Regions from separate parts of the Mus musculus genome. Here region 1 is linked to region 2. A link is a loop called in an ENCODE intact Hi-C map of the cell type or tissue named here. Cell type or tissue: heart. All regions are shown on one strand. Each heading gives the region's core, and the rest is flanking DNA. Links, peaks and the distances in the headings are about the cores only. Region 1 holds the start of Zfp110 (zinc finger protein 110). Region 2 holds the start of Zscan22 (zinc finger and SCAN domain containing 22).

Region 1 (8,338 bases), core at 131-8,130, 63 kb before region 2:
AAACCACTTCCTACTAAATCTGACCTCCTAGGTTCTATTCCTGCAACCCACATAATGGAAGGACAGAACCAATTCCTGAAAGCTTTCCTCTGACTTCACACGTACGTACACTGTGCTATGAAAGTCTGTGTGTGCACGCAGACGCACGCGCACATGCACTCACACTAAATCAAATAAAAAGCATTTAATTAACTTTTTTGGTTTGCTTGTTTTGCAAGACATGGTTTCTCTGTGCAGCCCTGGATGTCCCGGAACTCACCCTGTAGACTAGGCTAGCCTTGAACTTACAGAGATCCACCTGCCTTTGCCTCCCAAAGTGCTGGGACTCAAGGTGTGCACCACCATCAACGAACCTTAACTTTTAAAAATAAGAATGAACTTAAAACTGAAAAGAGAACTTGCCTCCTTAAAATAATAAAGCTCTCTATTGAACAATTGGATAAGCCACTTAAACAAACACACACTGACATCTAAAATAAAACTGTCAGTCAATGGCTATTTTCCACAATTCTGTCACACAATAATAATCTGCCAAACAGCCAGGATTATTTAATGTGAAATATTAAAAAAGGGACCAATTACTTATTCAATCAATATGGTCCTTTTGAAAGTTAAGAGATTCTGAGGACTAAAGAGTTAACTCAGTCATCAGTGTTTGCCACAAAGCTCTGAGTTCTAACACCCACACCACAGAAAGATGAGCAGTGTGGCCCACATCTGTATTCCTTGCACTAGGAAGGTGGAAGCAAGAGGATTAGAAATTCAAGGTTAACCTCAGCTACAAAATTCAAAAACAGTTTGGGATATATGTGAACCAGGATGAAATGGAATGAATGAATGAATGAAAAAAAATCCAAGGAAATACTGTCAAACTAAAAATAGGATAATAATCTGAGCAAATACTAAATATAAACATTAATTGCAGTAAAAATTAAGAACAGGGCTAGAGAGATGACTCAGCAGTTAAGAGCACTGACTCTTCTTCCTGAAGTCCTGAGTTCAGTTCCCAGCAACCACATGGTAGCTCACAACCACCTGTAATGAGATCCAATGCCCTCTTCTGGTGTGTCTGAAGACAGCTACAGAGTGTACTCACATACATAAAATAAATAAAAATGTTTAAAAATTAAGAATATGTAGTCTATTTTAACCATAAGAATAAGAAGCATGACCACAGTTAGACACAGTGTTGCCAAGACCCTACTTAGAAAGCGTAAAGGAATACACAAACCTTGGGTTGAGAAGGATAGGTCAATAGGCTCTAGGCATTATGAGAACATCAGAATGTCTGGACCCCAAGTAATACAAAGACTACATCAATCAGAACAGGATATAAAGAGACCTTAGGAATAGGATACTAAACAGTATAAGGAACACAGCAGAATTCTTTGTTGTTCTGAGCTGTCTAGAGAGTTACAAACATACCCAATTATGGTCAGAGGCAGACTTCAAGTTCCCCCTGATCTAATCTGCCATTAGGAACAAACCTAGTCACAGGTTAGCTAATAACTGGCATTACCAGAACCCACAGCCTCTCAATGTGTACCATACAAATCAGCCCCTGTGTGTAACCAACAAGCTCAGTCAGTCAGCAGGGTCTCAAGGGAGGGAGTGAAGATTGAAAAGAAAAAGACAATTAGACAACATTATAACAGGACTCAAGCCCCTGCTGAGCCTGAAGTGGGTTTATTTTTCTCTAGTCTGTTTTTTCTAGTCTATTCTAAGTACATGCAAAGAATAAGGTCAGTTCTAAGTCAAGGTACAAACAAGGCAATAAACAAAGTCCTGTGGTATTCAGGGACTTACAAAACGATCAAGATCTTGATCTTAGCCCCAAGTCAAATTCTTGCCTGAGCCTACTTCCGTGTCCTAGCCTAATGTCAAATTCCTGCCCAATTCCTAGAAGCAGTCCCAAGAGCTCTCCACATGTATGGATATTTACAGTTAGCATCCCTGGGACTGAGTGTAATTTTAGTTTTCCTCATACATCTCTGATCCTCCATGTCCCTTTGTAGCTGGTCTTTGCAACTTTGTGGGTTCTCCTCTTCCTCCCATCTTTATCCATGCCCCCTTTTTACCCCTTAACACTAGACTGGAAAGAAACAGGAATAGAGGGGAGAGAGGAATTAGGAAATCCCTGAATCTGATTTCTTTTCTTTTGCTTCTCCTTTGACCTCAGCTACTACGAAACCACAACCAACCTCCTCCCTATACAACCAACTGGTCCAGCCCAGCCCCTAGCCTATCGGGCCCTAACATTAATATACTCTCTGAAAAGTTCTCAGAATTCCAAATATAACACAATCACAAAAAACTATCTGCTACAGACAGAACCACGATTCTGCTAGAGCACAAAACAAATCACGGTCAGCTGCTACAGGCAGTCTGAAGCAGCCCCACATCCCTATACCTGGAATCAAACAAAATATTATTTTATAATATTTGTTTGTTCTTCCAAGAAACCAAAATTCCAGGATTCTCACTACATCCCTTCCTCTGCTGGGGAAAACTAGAGAGGACATTTAGTGTAGCCTACCATATTTTAAGTCCACCAGGTCTCCATACTTCCCACCTAAACGTTATAAGCCCACACCACCCTGCCCAGACCACACAACCCTGCCCACTCTACTAATCTGGACGCAAACGCCTGTCCTCTCATGGAAATTTGAGTACTTTTAATTCCGATGCCTAATGGCTTTCTGTTTCTACAGTTACTCCTTTCTTCCTCTCCCTTTAAGGGTACCGGTGAAACTTCAGTAAGATTGCATCCTTTTCTCCTTCCCCACAGTAAACTCCGTTAAATGACTTTGTCTTCTCTTGCCTCCGACCCACAGACAGCCCCAATCCGGATTCCCTCCCCCTCTACACTAGTAGAGCCGTAGGTTCCATCTGTCCCCTCGTCCCGCCTTCCTTGCTCTGCTACGCGGCGTGCCTCGCTCAGCCGACCTAACACCAGCACTTCCGGCCCACCCCCTTGCCCATGCCTAGCTTCCGTTTTGTCCAAGTTCTTTTGCTCCTGTTAGTGGGTTCGATTCTCTCCTAGCCTCGGTCTCTGTCCACAGAGGTACTGGTGCTCAGCGTCTTAGTATCCTTCTTCAAAAGCTGCATCCTAGTTCTTTAGCAGTCAATAACACACTTTTCGGACTTCGGCTTCGCCCGCCAACAGGACAAACGCCGCCTAACTGCTGCCGCTCGACGTCCGCGGGGGCGTCTGGGAGTTGTAGTCCGGACTCGTGAGCTGGCGCAGTTCGGGACAAGACCGACGGGCGAGCGCCATTGTGTCTTTCCGCAATCGTAGCGCTGCGTGAAAGCCCGTCGGGGGCAGCACCCATCTTCTGTTTTATTTGCAACCTCTGGAACCCAGTGTCGGCTTCGTTTGTGGCGCCACTTCTACGGACCCGGGAGAAGGTGTGTAGTCGTGGGTCCGAACAAATCCTAAGGAAGACATCGCGTTCTAAATAAGGACCACAGTTTAAGAAAACCAACCGCCTTTTGGATTAGATGACATCAGCTGTCCCCTCTCGGTTAGAGGGGAACCTGTCTTGTAGGCTTATGGGAGTCGGGAAGAGGATTCACTGGGCACTTTGCAATTTTGGGGTGGACTGGTCATGTCCTGCTGAGGGGTGGGATATGGGCAGAGGTGGGGGAGCCGCTGGGCACATTCCTTAGTGCCCCCCTCTTCCACTTTAGGTTTCGTCAGCATTCTGCCTACTCCTGGGAGAGAACATGGAGGACAGTATGGCTTCCACGCTTCCAACAACCTGGCCCCATGTGAGTAAAGGCTTCTTTTCAACTTTTGAGTCGGCTCAGGGGTCGGCTAGTGGTGAGACGTTTGTTCTCAAATATCATTGAGTTTCGGGAGGAGTTGGAGGACTGCCCAAGAGGGTGGTTACAATAGAAGAAACAAACAAACCGATTTCTGAACCAGGAACTGGCAAGCCAGATTGAGGCTTTTTAATTAAAAAACAATACTATTACATTTGGGGGGGGGGGGGCATGCACGTGTGTGCCACTGCCTGCTTGTAGAGGACAGAGAGTACCTTTCCGGATCGCTACCCTTCTTCCAACATATGAATCCTGAAGATCAATCAAACTCAGGCTTGGTAGCAGGCACCTTTACCCACTGAGCCATCTCACCAATCCTTTTCAACCTTTATTTTTTCTTTTTTTTTTTTTTTTTTTTTTTTTTTTTTTTAAGCTGAGGGTCTGGTGAAAGAAACTGACAAGTGTAAGAAGATAAGAAGCTCATGTTTAGTTTTCAGCAACTACTTTAAGGAAGTGACAATTCAAAAACAAGAAAAGAGGTATAGATGGGAACCAACAGTCCTATCCCCTGATTAGTGAGAAATGAACAGGTTTTCATAGACCACAGTCTCACGTGTCCCCTGATTAGTGTCAGACCGATTTGCTCAAGGATTCAGACAAAGGAACATGAGATAAGTAAAATGTAGCTGGGTCATCTTGCTCAGCCTTCCTATTTTTCTGTCACTGTAGAAGAGGAAAACCCTGGACTGAACTGCATCTTGTGCCTTTCAGGAGTCTGTGAAGTTTGAAGATGTATCTCTGACGTTTACCGAGGAAGAGTGGGCACAGCTGGACTTCCAACAGAAGTGCCTGTACAGGGAGATCATGATGGAGAACTACAGCAACATGATTTCAGTGGGTAAGGCAGCCTCCACTTTAATAAAGAGCTGTTTGGGTGGGTGGAGCATGCTTTTAATTCCAGCACCTCAGAGGTGGAGGAGGATTGGAAGTTCAGTGCCAGGCTTGACTCTACCTGCCCCCACCCCAATTCTGGATGTGCGGTACCCCTGAACTGTAAGTGCTTGGGCTCAGGCTAAAGGGACCAGAGGAGAAGTGTTAAGGGAGTGTAGAGCTTGGTAGAGAGGAAAAAGGCAGCTTTTCAGTATGACTTCAGAAGTTTCATCCAAGCAATACTTCAGAGTCCCTGAATACTGGGCAGAGCTTTTAAGAGATGTTTGTAGCTGTAGTGAGAGTTGGCTATAATTTTTATGGCATGTCAAACATAAAAAAATATATCATTGTCCAGCAGCTCGGGGTTATCATCAAAATTGTGACTTCTTTATGATTCTTAGGAGGTCTTCTGTCCTCTCTGGTTATTTCATCATAGCTGTGTCTCTAAGCTTTGTGTCTCTGTTTAAGCAGAAACAAAAGTTGATAGTCCTGACCAGTTCTTTTTCAACTGTCAAATTTAGCAGGGAAGCAAAAGCTTTCATGTCCCAGCATGGGGGAAGGAGGGGCGAGAATGTTGCAGCAGGACAGCATTTTCTCTAAGCAGACCTCCAAGCCCTGTCTCCTTTCCATTGAGCAGAGCATCACTTTTCAAAGCCAAATGTGATATCTCAGCTAGAAAAAGCCGAAGACTGCTGGCCAATGCAGAGAGAAATTCCTCAAGATACTCTTCCAGGTAAGAGCCAGGCATATGGGAGTGTCCAAAGGGGTGAATCTTCTGGTTATTCCAAGACTAATGTCTTCTAAGCAGAATGAGAATCCAGGTATCATGTCATAATAAATAGGATAGTTTCCAGTCTGCAGTCATTTTTTTCATGATGCTAGTGTTTAAGCCCAGGGCCTTTCACATGATGAGCAGAGCAGACATGCTACCACTTGAACTAACATACTCGGCTCCAGTCTTTATTTAGGGGTGGATGTTGTGATATTTGGCCTTAGTGTGTAGTGGTGGTAGGGTTTGTGTTGGGGGTTTTGTTGTTTTGGATTTTTGTTTTGTTTTGAGATAAGGTCTTAGGTAGTTCAGGCTGGCCTCCAACCTATTAATTAACTAAGGATATGAATTTCTGATCATCCCTCGCTCTTGGAAGTTCTGGAATTACAAATGTGTGTTACCCCACTGGTTCCTGTTTTTATTTCTCTTCTAAGTTTGTTGTTGTTGTTGTTGTTGTTGTTGTTTTTAAGCACATAGGCATATTGTCTGAATACTTTTGTAAACTTGAACATTTTTACCTTTTTTGTTGTTCTATTTATCTGGTTTCAGTTTATATATAGTAGGCATAAAATCCTTGAGCCCCCCCAAAAATTCAGATGATCTCCTGTTGTTGAAAACAGCATCTTTCTGTAGACTAAATTACTATTGCCACAGCACAGAAGCCTCTTCTGTGTTCTTGTGCTTTGGGTTTTGATTTTTTTCCCCCTTTCTGGGTGCATGCCATAATGTGACACATTTTATTGTATATTAATGAACTTTAATAAATTTCTATACCCCTTGTAGTTTAAAAAAGTAATCTTGGCCAGGTAGTGGTAGCTCACACCTTTAATCCCAGCACTTGGGAAACAGAGGCAGTTGGATCTCTGTAAATTTAAGCCCACCTGGTGTACAGAGCAAGTTTCAGGATAGCCAGGAGTATGCAGAGAAACCGTCTTTAAAAAAACAAAAACAAAAAAAAAAAAAAACAAAGAAATCTTAGATGTCTTTTAATCCTCCAGATAAAGACCTGTTTGTCTAGATTAGTCGAAAAAAGATGTTAGAATGTATATTAAATTTGATTGGACTTAATCGTTGCTATTACCTGTTCTGATTAATCCTTGCATGGTTGTTCATATGAGCCTACATGCTGCCAAATCCTCTTAACATTGAGGTTTTAATTACTTTTCTGTTGCTGTGAAGATATACCATGACCAGGATACAAGAAAAAGCATTTAATTGAGGGTTTTCGTGTAGTTCAGTGGGTAAGTCCATAACCTTCATGGTGATGAGCACAGCAACAGGCTAAGAGCCTACTTCTTAATTCCCAAGCCAGAAGCAGCTAGAGAGAGCTCAAGGTAACTGGGAATGGCATGGACTTTTGAAACCTCAAAACTCAACCCCAGTGACATAGCTCCTCCAACAGGGCAACACCTAATCCTTCTAAATAGTTCCACCAACCTGGAACCAAACATTCAAATATATTAGCCTGGAGGGCCATTCTCATTCAAATCACCACAATCCGTTTGCTGGCCTCATAAGCCCATGGTGTAGTATGTATTCAGTCCAACTTCAAAAGTCCTCATAGCCTTTCATAGTCTCAGTATTTTAAAAGGTCATAGCCTTGAGGTTGGAGAGATTGCTCAGTGGTTAGAGCATTGGTTATGTTTGCAGAGCCCTATCAATCACATGGCAACTCAGAACCATCTGCAACTCCAGTCTAAGGAGTTACATGATGCCCTGTTCTGTCTTCTGAGGGCACTGCTCTCATACAAGTTCAATGTCTTCTCTGAGACTCAAAGCAATCTCTTTAATTGTAACCCTGTTAAAATTCAAAAAGCAAGTTACGTTCTTCTAACATACAATGGCACAGAATATATTTCCATTACAGAAGAGGGAAAGTGAGGAAATACTGGGCCTAATCAAAACTAAGCAAGGTAAACTCCAAATCTGTAGATCCATGTAATTGGGGGCTTACTTACAGTTTCAAAGGGTTATTATTAGTCCATGACCATCATAGTTGGGTACCATGGCACTGCAGCAGTAACTGAGAGTTTACATCTGATTCACAAGCAGAAGGCAGTGAGAGAGCTAACTGGGGCTGGCATGAGCTTTGGAAATACCCCCAGGGGACACACCTCATCCAGCAAGGCCACAACTTCTAATCCTACCAAACAGTTCAGTCAACTGGGGCCAAGTATTCAAACATATGAGTCTATGGGTGTTGTTAATTTTTTCTTTGCTTTGGACAATTACATAGTTCCATCATCATATCCAAAACATGATTCTGAAAATAAAGAGTGGCATATAGGAAAATGTGTAGGTTTTGATGAGCATGATGCTAGATTATGCTTTGTTTCACATCAACACTCTTATGAATGAATAAAAATTCATCTAGTGCTTTCTAATGAATGAAAAAATCATTGCTATATGTTAAATAGGGAAATACCTATTTCCATTGCAGAATCTTCCAAGGTGATTGGAAGAATCATTATAATTTTTCCCCTTTAAATCACTATGTTAAAGTGGTAGCATAGTAGATATAAGAAATGCCTTGCTATAAGGTTGTATTTTTGTGTTAATATTAATAAAAGACATAGTTTTCACTTTTTGCAATCTTAAATTTTTTTTTTAATTTATATTTTGGCTCCTAAGCACACCATGTGCCACTGTGCTTCTCTTTGTGTTTTCATGGTCTGGTGAAGTAGCATCAGGTCACTCTCTGACCCTGTTCACCTCTCACATCTCCACCTGCTGCCATCTTCAGTTATGATGTTTAGTTTCACATCAACGTTCATCTGAATGAGTAAATAGTCATCTAGTACTTACTAATGAATGAAAAATCATTCCTATATGATGGAAATAGGAAAATTTTGAGGCTAGGACTAGGAAACCAAA
Region 2 (8,338 bases), core at 258-8,257:
CAGTGCTCTTAACCACTGAGCCATCTCTCCAGCCCAAGATACTCTTTTTTTAAGGTTCATTTACTTTATGTTTATGAGTGTTATTTCTGCATATAGAGCAGCATACCAGAAGAGGGCATCTGATCCCATTATAGATGGTTGTGAGCCACCATTTGGTTGCCGGGAATCAAACTCAGGACCTCTGGAGAAACAGACAGTACTCTTAACCACTGAGCCATCTCTCCACTCACCAACCCCCCCCCCCCCCAGCAAGATATCCTAACGACCATTCTCATATTTACAGGGAACTTCACCCTTATCTAATTGTTTTCCTCCACATGTTCTCTTAAGAAAAAAGAAGGCAGGTAGGGGGAAGGAGGTTCCCAACCTGTGTCCATGCAGTTCCTGACAAAAAGAACATTTATTGTTATCTCTGGTTTCTCATAGAGCCAGGAAACCAACTTAACCTAAAAAGAAACTAACTATGAAATATGCACAGCTCAGCTGTAGTCACATGCTTGTGCCCCAGGAGCATGGAATCAACTGATTTAGTTGTACAGAACAGTTGCCTGTCAGGTGCCTACCTTGAACAGTCATCCTAACAACAGCAGTTCTTGCCACTTTGAGGGAACAGTCCAGCATCAGGACTGCTGCCATCACAGCTCCTTACCTTTGCTCTCTTCTAAGAACCTGAAATCTGATGGGGTCTCCTTTGGAGTACACCTGGCTCCCAGGATACTTTGGATCAGCATTTTTGTTTTTCTTTTTTGATCTCCAGGGTGCTCACAAGACACTGTTGGTGTCCAGAATTTGCTTCTCTGCACTCACATTTCCCTCTGAGGTCGGCCTTTCATTTCCTTTGCCAAGCCTGACTTTTCATAATAACTCAGCTGTTATATCTTCTCTGGGAGCTTTTCATTCACAAAGCTAAGAAAAGGTGCATCAGCTGGCTGACTTTGTGGTAGTTCTATGAAGTAGTAGCATTTCTAGATGAGCCAGGAAGTGTGACACAGGCCTTTAATCCCAGCACTCAGGAAGCAGGGACAGGGGCAGGGGCAGCAAATCTCTTAAGTATGAGGCCAGCCTGTTCCAAGATATCCAGGATTACACAGAGAAACCCTGTGTCAAAGTCACATAGACAGATAGATAGATAGATAGATAGATAGATAGATAGATAGATAGATAGATAGATAGATAGATAGATAGCATGTGCAACCATATTCTAAATGAAAAAAAAGTAGGCCCAGAGCAAATATTACTAATTACCAGCATAAAGGTAATTATGTATGTTATATTCAAAAGTAATATAAAGTCAGACTTTCATATGAGCACCCAGTTTACAGTAGCTAAGATTTCAGTGACTCTGGGCTGGAAAGATGGCTCAGCAGTTAAGAGCACTGACTACTCTTCCTAAGGACCTGAGTTTAAAACCCAGCAACCACATGGTGGCTCACAACCATCCTTAATGAGATCTGATGCCCTCTTCTGGTGTGTCTAAAGACATCTACAGTGTACTTACATATAACAAATAAATAAATCTAAAAAATATATATTCAGTGACTCACTTATGTTGGAGGTGCTGCTGTGGGGTTTTGCCTTTTTCTCATGGTCCTGAGCAAACTGCTAAAGCCTCAGTCATTGTGCCTGTAATCAATACTGGGAGAAACAGGAAAGTAGGCAAGCCAATATTCACCTTTCTCATATGTCAAAGAAGGGCCTTCCCAGAAACCTCTGTCATATACCCACATAATTTGTTGGCCAAAAATGAGTCACAGGGCCATCTGTCATAAGAGGTTTGGAGTGGTAGTGTTCAGCATTCCTAACCTCTGGTGGCTGCAGGGAAGGTTGAAAAGGGCTCTGTCCCTTTTCTCTTCCAGTCTCTGGAGTCACCTGTATTCCACATTTCCACAGTGCCAACGTTCACCTCAGGCCTCTCCCCTGCTGCTTCACAGAATCAGTTGTGTCCACAACTGGGTGCTGCCATTCCTCAACGACCCTTCTGCCTTCCCCCAGCTTGCAAACAAGGTGGGGAAGGAGGGATGAGTACAGAGCAAATTCATGTACTAGGAGCCTGCTCAATACCCTTGCCTCCGTTGGAAGTAGCGAAACATTGTTTTCTCACCTGAGAGTCTCTGTGAGGAACTGAATTTGGCCGAGATTGCTGTACTGCCAATTTTCTCCTCAAAGCACTGATCACCTTACATCTTTCTGTTGCACAGTTCCCTCAATACACGCATCCTGTGGCTGCTCTCTATGAAGTTTGCTAGTATGGCTGTTAAAAAGACTGTTACTCGTGCACCATTCACTTTGTATGGAGCTCAAAGACAGACAAACTTGTAGACAATTTAGCAAATCCCAACAGTAAAGGCCTCCTAGTCAGGCACCTTGTCTAAAAGTCTGGAAGCTGTCTGTGATGTTTAAATGGCCTGCAGACACACACATACACACTCCACCCCCAGCTGTCTCGTGTAGTTAGTGTTAGTTAGCTAAGACTGGCTACATTCAAATAAAATGACAAAGGTTTCGGAAGGATTGTGGAAGGATTGTAGTTTAGGGCTTGAGGTTGCACTTAATGTGAGTAAAGGTCCAGGTTCCCCAGAACCAAAAAAATTAAGCAAAATATGGCTGGCAAGAAAGAAAAGTGGGTAAAAGTACTTGCTGCCAAAACTGAGTTTGACCTGCAGAACTCACTTGGTAAAAGGAAAGAACAGGGTTCCAAAAGTTGTCTCCTAACCTCTTCACGTGCATTGTGGTACGTACCCCACAACACACATAAACACACATGAACAAACACACACACCAAATAAATGTGATTTTAATATATATATATGTGTGTGTGTGTATACATATATACATATACATATACATATACATATACATATACATATACATATACATATACATATACATATACATATACATATACATATACATATACATATACATATACATATAACCTATGTGGGTATTTTGCCTGCTTGTATATCTGTGTAGCATTTGTGTGCCTGGTGCCTATGAAGGCCAAAAGAGGGTACCAAAACTCCTGGGACTGGAGTTAGACGGTTGTGAGCCATCAGAGGATGGACCTCACTCACTTGCACCGTGCATGCTCCAACTTCCCACACATCCCACAACTTCTACTCAGAAACACCAGCCTAGAGTCACCATCCTTCCCAACCCAACCCCCGGCAGGCATTCAGAACTACAACTCCCACAGGGCCGAAAGAATTAGCGCTGTGCTTTCTGGAACTTGTAGTCCAGGTGACGTGCTGTGTGGCCATTCGCCTGTACTAGGCACTTTGGGACTTGTGGTCCCTGGGCACGAAGGCGCATGTGTGTGCGTCACCAGGACGCCTTTGGAAGTGTCCGCTGGGAGTTCTGGAGACCCGGTGAGCGCGGGAACCCTGGCATGGAGGGGTGAGGGCTGCGAACGCCCACGGCAAACCTAACGGCCTGTGAGTACAGGACAGAGTGTGTCACGGCTGATGGAGTGTAAGTCTGACAAACCAAAAGCGGGACTGGCCGACCGGTTGTATGTGTCCGACAGGTTGTGCTACGTCTGATGCGTCGTGGCCTTGGATATCTCGTCGAGTGACTGATGAAGCCACCGACAGAAATAGCTTTTCGATGGACTTTAAGATGGGTTTGTAGCCAGGCGTGGTAGCGCAAGCCTTTAATCCCAGCACTCGGAGGCAGAGGCAGGCGGATTTCTGAGTTCGAGGCCAGCCTGGTCTACAAAGTGAGTTCCAGGACAGCTAGGGCTACACAGAGAAACCCTGTCTCGAAAAACCAAAAAATAAAAATAAAATAAAATAAAAAATAAATTTAAAAAAGATGAGTTTGTAACGAGTTCAGCCATGAGTGAAATCCTCTGTGTCTGGTTGAGATGCTGACTAACATGGTCTTCCTGCCTCTGCCTCCCAAGCCACCACGCCAAACATTTCAGCTGCTTTATTTACTTATTTTTATTTTATATGCATTGGAATTTTGCCTGCAAGTATGTGTGTGAGGGTGCCAGATCTTGGAATTACAAACAGTTGTGAGCTGCAATGTGGGTGCTGGGAATTGAACCTGGGTCCTGTGGAAGAGCAGCCAATGAATGCTCTTAACCACCCACTGAGCCACCTCTTCAGCCCCTTGAGCTGCTTTAATTCCACCATAAAATGTATATTAATTGAGCCAGCCATGGTGGCACATGTTCTTTTCGAAGCCAGCCTCATCTATGTATCAAGTTCCAGGCCATCCAGGACTTTATAGTAAACCCCTGTATCCTGGTTGGGTTGGGTTGGGTTGGTTGGGTTGGTTGTATACAACTTGATGAAAGCTAGCGTTATCTGAGAAGAGGAACCTCCATTGAGAAAAGGCCTCCAAGAGATGACTTGTAGGCAAGTCTATAGGGGCATTTTCTTGATTAATTATTGACGTGGGAGGACCCAGTCCAGGTGCCACCCCTGAGTAGGTGATCCTGGGTTATATAAGAAAACAGACTGAGCAAGCCTTGGGAAGCAAGCATTCCACCACAACCTCTGCTTCAGTTTTTGCAACCAGGTTCCTACCTTGAGTTTAACCTGACTTCCTTCAAAACTGGTAATTTGTGAGGAAAATAAGCCCTTTCCTCCCCAACTTGCTTTTGACCAATGTTTTATCACTGCAAGAGAAGGTGCAAACTAAGACAACCCTGTCTCAAAATATACACACACACACACATCACACATGCATATATAATAGATGTGTGTTTACTATGTAGTAATTTATATTAATATATATATTTATTTGCTGGTTTTAGCTTGACTAATTTTTTAAAAATTTTTTCTGGACTATTAGTTTGTACTTGGGATTTACTACAATATCAGATACAATATGGCATTTCTGGGGTATACTTAAGTGTTCTGGTGACTAAGGGAGGTCCTGCTGCTATGCTATATAATAGGAACAGAGTGATGAAGTCCTGCACTGTAAGTACCAAGTCTCTGAAGGAAGTGCTGTCCCTTTCCAGATGTTAGTAGCTTCCCTATCTAGAAATGGGGATTGATTCCGAAGCAAACTAAAATTGAAGTCAGCAGGCAAGAGGAATGTAAGTTCTATTATGTAAGGAGAGCTAGTCTTAAAATGAAGTGTAATATTGAGCCAAAACACATGACCATTTTAAAGCTCTTCCTATATTATATATGTGTGTACATGTGTGCACACACAGAGAAGCCATGGCCCATGTGTAACAAAGATCAGGAGACAAGTTAAAGCAGTTGGTTCTGTCCTTTTACCATACGGGTCTTAGGGGTTGGAGATAGGTTGTCAGGCTTGGCGGCAAGCACCTTTACTTGCCAAGCCATCTCCCCAACCCATACTGTGTTTTTTGTAAAGGGCATTTTAGCTGACTGTCACCTACTAGGAATGTGTGAAGTGGGTTCTTACCAGCCCCAAGCAGCACTCGTTGTTTACTGTTCTTCTGCGGTTTGGAAAGGCTGAACGTCATCCCCCATAAAGAAAGACTGGAGGGCATCATTTGTGAGGTCCAAGACCAGCTCTCCACCTGCTGACAGAAAATAACCCTAGAGGTTAATGCAGTTCCCCAGCTTTTTTTTTTTCTTAGATTTATTTATTTATTGTATGTAAGTACACTGTAGCTGTCCTCAGATACTCCAGAAGAGGGCATCAGATTTCATTACGGATAGTTGTGAGCCACCATGTGGTTGCTGGGATTTGAACTTGGGACCTTTGGAAGAACAGTTGGCGCTCTTAACCACTGAGCCATCTCGCCAGCCCCCTCCCCAGCTTTTAATATGGAAACAGTAATACTGTCTCATAGAGGATCATGTGTTAACAGACACAAGAGGCTAGGGTCACCTAGCATATAGTTAGTTCCCAGGGCCTGTCCTTATTTTCTCCTATTCCTGTCCCACGTTGTAACGTACTTGTTCTTTTATCAGCCTGTCCATATCAGTCTAGTAAAGGCATTGAACACGGGTCCCATGTCTTCCTCATCTTGGCATCCTTAGCAGAGCTGGGTACCAAGAAGATACTCAATGAAGATTCATTAAGCAAAACTTGCGTTTACATATGTGTAGACAATAAGGTAACTGAAGCCCCTTTACCTGCTTAGTACATCTCTCTGCCCCCTCCTTTTTGTGGGACAAGCAGTGGCTTGCTAGGTAGCTCACAGTCTTCAAATCCTCCTGCTTCATCCTCCCATGTGTGATTATCTTGCCCTTGGTCCCTTATCCTCTTCCCCCTCTCCACATTCACCTCCCCCTTCTCCACGTGCACATGACCGGCCTCTCTCCCTCCCTCCCTCCCTCTCCCCCCCTCTGCTTTCTTCTTAACTCCCCTCCCCATGCCATAAATAAACTCTATTCTATAAAAAAAAAAAAGAGCCCCTGCAGTGAGGGCAGATGGATAATAAACAAGCAATCATATAATTGTGCCATATGTCAGGTGGTAAAGAGCAATAAGAAATAAAGCAGAGTAGAGGGCAGAATCTCTGCAGAGTTATCTTTTTGTATAGAGGCCTATTTATGTATTGTTGAGAAAGAAAAGTCTTGCTCTGTAGCCCAGGATGGCCTTGAACTTTCAGTCTTCCTGACTTAGCCTGCTGAGTTGTGAGATTATAGCTATGTGTCCCTATTAGAAAGAACCACAACAGAAATTAGAAAATATTTTAAACTAAATGAAAATGAAGTTGGGTATATATAATAGTACATGCTTATAATCCCAGTACCCAGGAGGCTGTAGCAGAATTTCCATAAGGCCATCATGGTCTATATAAAAGGTCCTGACTCAAAAAACTAATATAAAAATGTAGATAGAACTTATCAAAATTATGACATACAACTAGAGCTTTTGGAATAAAATGTATAGCTTTAAACACATGCACTTTATTTTAGACTTTTATATTTATTATGTATACACACACATACACACACACACCACAGCATAACATCTTAAAGAGTCAATCTTCTCCTTCCACTCTGCGGGTCCTAGGTATGAAACGTTTGTCATAAGACTTGGTGGCAAGTGCCTTACATGATAAACCATCTTGCTGGCCCAAATACATACATTTGTAAAGAAGCAAGGTAGTCAGGCATGGTGGGGCATGCACTGGGGATGAAGGGGAAGGACAGTGAACTGGAAGCCATGCTAGCTACATAGCAACACACACAGACACACATATACACACACCTACACACACCTAACAGAATAAATCACCGTGGGATTACCAGGTCGAAAGATAAGAAAATAGGAACTGTATAAGTGACAGGAGACATGGCTTTGTGGCTTTGTGGCTAGCTGTGGGCTGGCTTGCGTTTGCAGCTCACTCGCCTGCTGATCCTTCCCTAGCTGGGAGACTTGGAGAGGATCCTTTCATTCTGTCTGCCTTCACCTAAAATAGGAATACAACTTGTCCCTTGAGTTTGTTTCTTTGCGTTTTGGTTTGCTTTGGTTTAGGTTTTGGTTTTTGAGACAGGGTATCTGTATATAACCCTAGCTGTCCTGAAACTCACTCTGTAAACCATACTGGAATTGGATTCAAAGATACACCTGCCTCTGCCTCCCATGCTGAGATTAAAGGTATTGGCCAGCTCCGCCCTGCTGTCGGGGGGAGGGGGGGAGATTATGAATATATATATATATATACGTGTGTGTGTGTGTGTGTGTGTGTGTGTGTGTGTGTACTCACAAGAAAGACCTTGCAGGATGAATTTTAGGCTTCTCAGCATTGACCAGCCTCTCGAGGGCTGAATGCTAGCAGCTCCTAGAAGCTCTTTTTATTGTTTCTAAATGGCACTGTTATCAGTTCTGCATACCAAAACTTACTTGATCTAGGGCTTGTCTTGAGTAATTTCTTTTTCTTTTTTTAAGATTTATTTATTATTATATCTAAGTACACTATAGCTGTCTTCAGACACTCCAGAAGAGGGCATCAGATCTCATTACGGATGGTTGTGAGCCACCATGTGGTTGCCGGGATTTGAACTCAGGACCTTCGGAAGAGCAGTCAGTGCTCTTAACCTCTGAGCCATCTCTCCAGCCTGGAGCTTATCCTGAAAGAACCATCACCTTAAGCAATTTACAGCCATATTAGACTTCCTGATTTGCCAGGCATGTCTCAAGACTAATTATGCAAAGGCTCTGAGGATCCTTTAAAAGACTCGCTCCATAAATCTCAGATAGCAATCACTGACAAAAGGCTGCTTCAAAACTTAGGTGCCGCACGCACTCCATATTCATGCCAGATACAACACAACAGTCCTGCTAAAATTCTGCTACAATACTGTTTGTATATGTACGATTGTTTTGCCTACATGTGTGTCTGTGTACCACACGTATGCCCGGTGCTTGTGGAAACCAGAAAAGGGTGACC

The links. Hi-C counts contacts between places; a loop is a spot of excess contacts. Peaks named below come from ENCODE experiments on the same cell type or tissue, not always from the same donor. Only the 100,000 strongest peaks of a DNase experiment are listed, where the experiment ranks them.
Region 1: a loop joins it to region 2, with 3 times the contacts of the local background. A loop is called at or near these places in 6 of 42 quality-filtered maps.

Annotation. Positions count from the first base shown.
Region 1 is chr7:12,831,757-12,840,094 of GRCm38, forward strand. It overlaps Zfp110 (zinc finger protein 110), which reads left to right and starts at 3,005. Exons shown (of 8, transcript NM_022981.5): 1 at 3,005-3,408; 2 at 3,691-3,771; 3 at 4,537-4,663; 4 at 5,333-5,428. The coding sequence starts at 3,727. In heart, for the core only: a CTCF peak has its summit at 3,182; DNase peaks (open chromatin) are centred at 2,955 and 3,215; H3K4me3 peaks cover 2,038 bases; H3K27ac peaks cover 1,392 bases.
Region 2 is chr7:12,894,510-12,902,847 of GRCm38, forward strand. It overlaps Zscan22 (zinc finger and SCAN domain containing 22), which reads left to right and starts at 3,300. Exons shown (of 3, transcript NM_001290436.1): 1 at 3,300-3,471. In heart, for the core only: a CTCF peak has its summit at 3,315; a DNase peak (open chromatin) is centred at 3,292; H3K4me3 peaks cover 1,600 bases; H3K27ac peaks cover 492 bases.